Linked DNA regions of Homo sapiens: region 2 is linked to region 1. The links are chromatin loops, found by intact Hi-C in ENCODE. Cell type or tissue: PC-3. All regions are shown on one strand. Links, peaks and the distances in the headings refer to the core of each region. The heading gives the core; the rest is flanking DNA. Region 1 overlaps MUSK (muscle associated receptor tyrosine kinase). Region 2 holds the start of LOC124902248 (a long non-coding RNA gene).

Evidence for each region. A loop is a pair of places that touch in the nucleus more often than their neighbours do. Peaks named below come from ENCODE experiments on the same cell type or tissue, not always from the same donor. Only the 100,000 strongest peaks of a DNase experiment are listed, where the experiment ranks them.
Region 2: it touches region 1 in a loop (5-fold over the local background); 12 of 110 quality-filtered maps call a loop at or near these places.

What each region holds. Positions count from the first base shown.
Region 1 is chr9:110,751,524-110,754,326 of GRCh38, forward strand. All of the region lies in intron 7 of MUSK (muscle associated receptor tyrosine kinase), which reads left to right. Among named protein-coding and RNA genes, the nearest start is that of MUSK, 84 kb to the left of the region's middle. RefSeq lists a silencer at 1,286-1,580. In PC-3, for the core only: no CTCF peak of the experiment used is centred there; a DNase peak (open chromatin) is centred at 1,458; H3K27ac peaks cover 2,500 bases.
Region 2 is chr9:111,035,297-111,038,099 of GRCh38, forward strand. It overlaps LPAR1 (lysophosphatidic acid receptor 1), which reads right to left. Exons shown (of 6, transcript NM_001351411.2): 2 at 826-905. It overlaps LOC124902248 (a long non-coding RNA gene), which reads left to right and starts at 1,632. Exons shown (of 2, transcript XR_007061732.1): 1 at 1,632-2,493. RefSeq lists a silencer at 2,604-2,803. In PC-3, for the core only: CTCF peaks have their summits at 1,330 and 1,531; no DNase peak of the experiment used is centred there; H3K4me3 peaks cover 2,500 bases; H3K27ac peaks cover 2,500 bases.

The DNA of each region.
Region 1 (2,803 bases), core at 117-2,616:
ATCTGCTGCAGCAGCAGAGGTGAGTGCCTATGAAGAGCAGTTATCTCTGTAGGAATAATGGTTGTGTAGACTAGAACCAGCTATGACTTTTCATGAGCTTGACAATGGCAGTGCGATGGAGGTCAGCTTTAGAGTGGGGAGAAGTTGGGGACCCTGGAAGTGAGGCTTGAAGCCACTCTGGACAGGGGTATGTTTACAGTAGCTACCCAAGGAACTTGGGTAGAGGTAGAGAAGGCAGCATAAGGAGAGGGTTAACCTATAACTGGGACCTGGGACTTTGCTCTTCTGAACCACAAAGGCAACAATTAAATCTGACCATATACAGAATCATAGTGCTGCACGATGTTCGGAGTCAAGTAAAGAAATGAGAGTTGTTACTCGAAAACTGAAAAATGGAAAAGACTAAAAAGGTCTAGAGTGGATATGATAAATGAGAAACATGCCTATTAATTAAAAAATTGCTACACATCTAGTGTTATTCCCTGGAATAAGACCCTTTTGTCCAACCCCTGATTTGTTTGTCTGGTTGATTCTCACTGATTATTAGGGGACTTGACACTCCTCGACTTTTCCCAAAATTTCCCGAGGCAGACCTAATAAGGGTGTGTCATGAGTGTGATTGAATAAGACTTCTGAACTCCCATGAGACAACTTCCATTTTCTCTTCCTCTTTGACCTGCTCTTGTGAGTTAGACCTGCTAGAAGCCCCATGAAGGTCCCTCTGGAATCACTGAGGAAACTACCTCCCAACACTGGGGTGCTCCGTGGACTGATATTTTAGGGAAATGAGGCTACTTCGATGAAAAAGGGATCCTTGGAGCCTCTTTCATTCAGGGTCATTTGAAAGAAGCATGGCCTTATGCTCCCCAGATCTCCCAGAACTCAAGTATGGTATCTGCTTTCTCCATTTCTGCTTTTGGCCCCTCTCTCGGCATCCGATGAGGCTGGCCAGAAGTCCAGAACTTCAAGTCAGACATGGCGCCTCTTTTGCCATTCTGGCAATGCTTCCTTAATGCCAAACTCTGCTGTCTCATTTAACCATCTCCATCCTCCCCTATGTGACTAGTACCCCTAGTAGTCAACAGCCCCCTCTGTCATGTTCCTCGTGTTTCCCTTTGAAATTTCTACTCCATCTGTTTATTTGCTCTTCCCAGCAGGAAAACTGGAAATGGAAAAAGCTGATCTTATGCTTATGCTTAGGATTATGTCTAATGATATTTCTAGTGTTTGAAGGACAACAAAAAATAAAGATCAGGCTTCATTTTTCCAAAACCCTTCCATGTGTCTGCCCAAATCCTTATGCATTGTTTTAGAAATGTGATATATTTCTTTCTGACTCATTTACATTTACTGTTAGTCATCAAAAGGAGTCAGAAAAACTTTTGGAACCTCTCCCTATGAACCAGGAAGTTGCATTTCCCCTCCAGTCACAACCCCATAAAGCCTCAAGTTGCAAAGTAAACTTGCCAGGATGCTGGGCATTTGGCAAGATGCTTCTCTTTGTCATCAGAACCCTCAGCCCTGTGGAAGAAAGCAAGACAGCCTATGATACCAATAGTGAGCATAGTCCTAAAACAGCCGGAGACCATGAAAATGGACACAGGGATTCAGAAGAGAAAAATACAGGCCGGGTGTGGTGACTCACACCTGTAACCCCAACACTTTGGGAGTCCGAGGTGGGCAGATCACCTGAAGTCAGGAGTTCGAGACCAGCTTGGGCAACATGGTGAAACTCCATCTCTACTAAAAAATACAAAAATTAGCCAGGTATGGTGACGCATGCCTGTAATCCCAGCTACTTGGGAGGCCGAGGCATGAGAGTCACTTGCACCTGGGAGATGGAGGCTGCAATGAGCTGAAATTGCACCACTGCACCACGGCACTCCAGCCTGAGCAATAGAGTGAGACTTCATCTCAAAAAGGAAAAAAAAAAAAAAGAGAGAGAGAGAGAGAGAGAAATAAAATACATATTTGTATTTCCCATTCTCAATGGCACCAACAGGTCCTTCATCAGAGAGTGCAGTCCATGGTTCTATCCATGTTTATCCAGTCTCAGAGTACAGGGACGAGCCTATGGTCACACACCCCTCTAATGTAAGCCGCTCCCCATTCTACCAACAACCCCCACTTTCTATATTGCCCCTTCTTTGAATCGACCTCAGGGTCTAAGCCTTTTGGTCACTAAATTTAAAAGTCACATGAATACAAGTAGTATCAAAACTGAGCAGGAGGGAAAAATCTGATGTGGTAATACTGGAGTCTCCCAAACTCCCCAGATGAACCACATGGTTTTATTTTTCTTATTTCAAAAGAGGTGATGTTTCACACTACTACAGAAAAAAAAAATGGAACTTTGAACACTATTTCATAATCAGTATAGCTGATTGAATGTACTGACATGTTTCATGCTCTTTCTCATGTCTGATAGCCACACTCCTGTTTCCTCCCAATGTTGGAGATAATTCTTGAGACTTGGTAACAGAGCAGTAGCACGTAATTTGCTTTACCACTCAGTGCTTCAACCATCATAGGTAAAGAGTGTTCTTATCAACAAAACAGACACCATCCCTGGCATTCCATGCTGGCTTTCTCTGGTTTTAAATTAATTAAAGTCATTTTGTTTTTGTTCTTAATAAAAGGGAAAAGGATAAATGAGTAACAGCCAGTAGCCACATTAAATTGCTACCAGATGTTCTGCAGTTAGGCATAAAAGGTAAGCATCCTTTTACAATCAGGCAGCTTTCTTATATTAGAACAGTTCTGTTTCAGAAGAGAGCCAATGTTTTTGCTGACTTCTAGATAA
Region 2 (2,803 bases), core at 79-2,578, 280 kb after region 1:
ACTGCAGCCTTGAATCCTGGGCTGAAGCCATCCTCCCTCCTCCGCCTCCCAAGTAGCTGAGACTACACGCACATGCCACCATACCCAGCTAATGTTTCTATTTTTTTTATAGAGACAGAGTCTCACTATGTTGCCCAGGTTGGTCTCAAACTCCTGGCTTCAAGCGATCGTCCTGCCTCAGCCTCCCAAAGTGTTGAGATTACAGGCATAAGCCACCACACCTGGCCCGGGATATTTAAATAAGAGGGTAACATGATATGTAAAAATAAGAAACCAAACAGTAGTATGATGCTGACTTAAGGCCAGAGAAGACTATTGGACTTTAAACCAAGAGCTTATGTTTAAGTTTTTATTACATCACAGTTCAGCTTTTACAATAAATAATGTTCCTCAAGGGTGTAGGCATATTGATACCAAAACATCAAAGAAAAGGAAGACAGGCCACACATCAAACACAGACATTAAAATCTTGACCTCAAACTAAATTCTGAAAGTTCTGTTATCTGCTGAATACTTGGAGCTTCCCAGTGAAAATGATACAGTGTATTCTGCCCAGATTGCAACTTTCCATACTAAGCATTTGAAATGATTCTTGGCCCTAAATATCACTTACTTCAGACTGAATGTCACTGTGTATCAAAAACACTGAGCAAGTGAGATTTTTATTCTTTGAACGTTCCAGTAGGTCACTAATGGAATAGATTCAGTAAAACCTTGCAGCCTACGGTATAATTTGAAACAACAAAAAAATCAAATCACTTTTTGGAAAATATTAGGTTTGAACAAAAATAGAAGTTTCGAAAGGGCTGCCACTTACATTCTTACCTCTGTTAGTTCTTTCCCATCACTCACAGGGAGACTGAAATCCATGCTGAGTGCCCACAGACCTGGGCAGGAGCTGTTCCCTTGAGAGACAATGATGCAAATGAGTCAAGTGATGCCTAGTAGAAGTCAGACTGCAAGGATCACCTTGACCTCACCCTAGTGCATTAGCTAAGCAAACTCACAAGCTTTAAATAATAAAGGTAACAAGAGATTGATCTGAGGTGGGGGAAGTATTATTGAGTCCCTTGAGGAAAGGAAAAAAAAAAAAAAAAGAGGAAATGAGCTCCCAGCTCAAGAATTTTTCTCCTCCAAGCATCCTCTGTTGCTTGTTTTCTTCCATCTTCCTGGCCCTCTGGACCTCTCACTTCCCCCTCCTACCTTTTCCTACTGCTCTAACACAATAAGATAACCTCCCACCGGTTTCTCGCTATTTGGGAAGCTGGAAGGAACAGCAACGATCACCAACCCCTTCCATTTTCCGGATGGGGAGACGGAGACCAGGATCTGAGCTGACCCGACTGGCTGAGGTCGCGCCGCTAGGGGACGTGGTGTACCTTGCGGGCTCGGATGATGACAACCCAGCCTTCCCTCCTCGCTCCTCGCCCGTGCCTTCCTGCCTCAAGCTACCTCCTTCTCTTGCCACTTGGTGTTTTTATCCTCAAATCAGACAAGTATCAAGAAAAAAATGCAACCTTAATATACTTACAATGCTGATTATTATTCATAATTTTGCATTTGGGGCAATTATACTCGCTCCTACTGGGATATGGAAATCAAGGGCAGAAAGAACTAGGTGACATTCTACCTCCCTGTGTATTTTAATGATGTTTAGTTTGGTTCAAATAACCATACCTCTAAAATACACCCTTTTTCCTTGGGACCCACTCTTCTATCCGGCAAGGGAATAACTTCTTAAAAAACTTCGCATTTTCCAAGTGTACAGTCTCCCCTTAACCAGAACTGCAGACTCTGAATCACAGACCTCTGGCTTACCAATTATGCTTAGCTGAGCAAACACACTTATGCAAATACGTGAAAAACAAACTGTTAGAGCCTGAAGGAATAGAGGATTTCGCTGTGATCATCAATATGTGATCATCACATTTTCAATATTTATGTTTACCAATATCTATCTAACCCCATAGGAAACGACGCGTCCATAGTGAAACAAGCCAGCACCCACATTTATGAAAAAATCCACGGATTTCAACAAAAATGAAGAGAGGAGAGCAGAAGCGGAGAGCCACAACCTCAGGCCCCAGACAGCAGGCAGCAGCAAGTCCTGAATGCCTTCACTCTTAACATTGCAAAGACCAAATGGCAGCAAAGAAAAACAAGAATAAACTTTAAATCCATTCACCACAAAGGAGTCCTACGCAAGTCAAAGGAGCCGTCGATTTCAAAACCATCAACTTTCAAAGCCAGGTCCCTCCCTTGCCTTACAACCTCCTGTTACTTGTTAAGCACGTTTGTTAGGCGGCTGGACAGAAACTTAGTTAAAAGTCCTCAGCCCGGTGGTGGGGGACAACCGAGTCGTCAGTGGGAAGCGAGAGGTGCGGAGCCCCAGGGGCGCAGGGACCCCTCGGAGGTGCAAGTCCAGCGGGACGAGGTTTTGGGAGAATTTCGAGGGCCCCTCGCAAGCCCTCCCGCGCACCCACCCCGACCCAGGTAACCGGAGGCCACCTACGTGTCACTGGGCGGGCCCCGGGGCGCACTGACCTGGCGCGGGACAGGAGGGCCGGCGGCCCGGGCGGCTGCGGCAACTTCCCTCCAGGGGCTCGGTCCGCCGCTGGGTGCGGGAGGCCAGGGGAGCCTCGCCTCCTGCAGGCCGGCTCGCAAGAACGCACGGCCACCCACCCGCGCCGCGGCCCACAGCGCGCACCCACACTCTCACTGGCACTCGCACGCGCGCCCCCAACCACAAAGCCCGTCCGCGGCGGGACAGTGTGAGCCCAGCGCGCCGTGTGGCGGGCCGAGC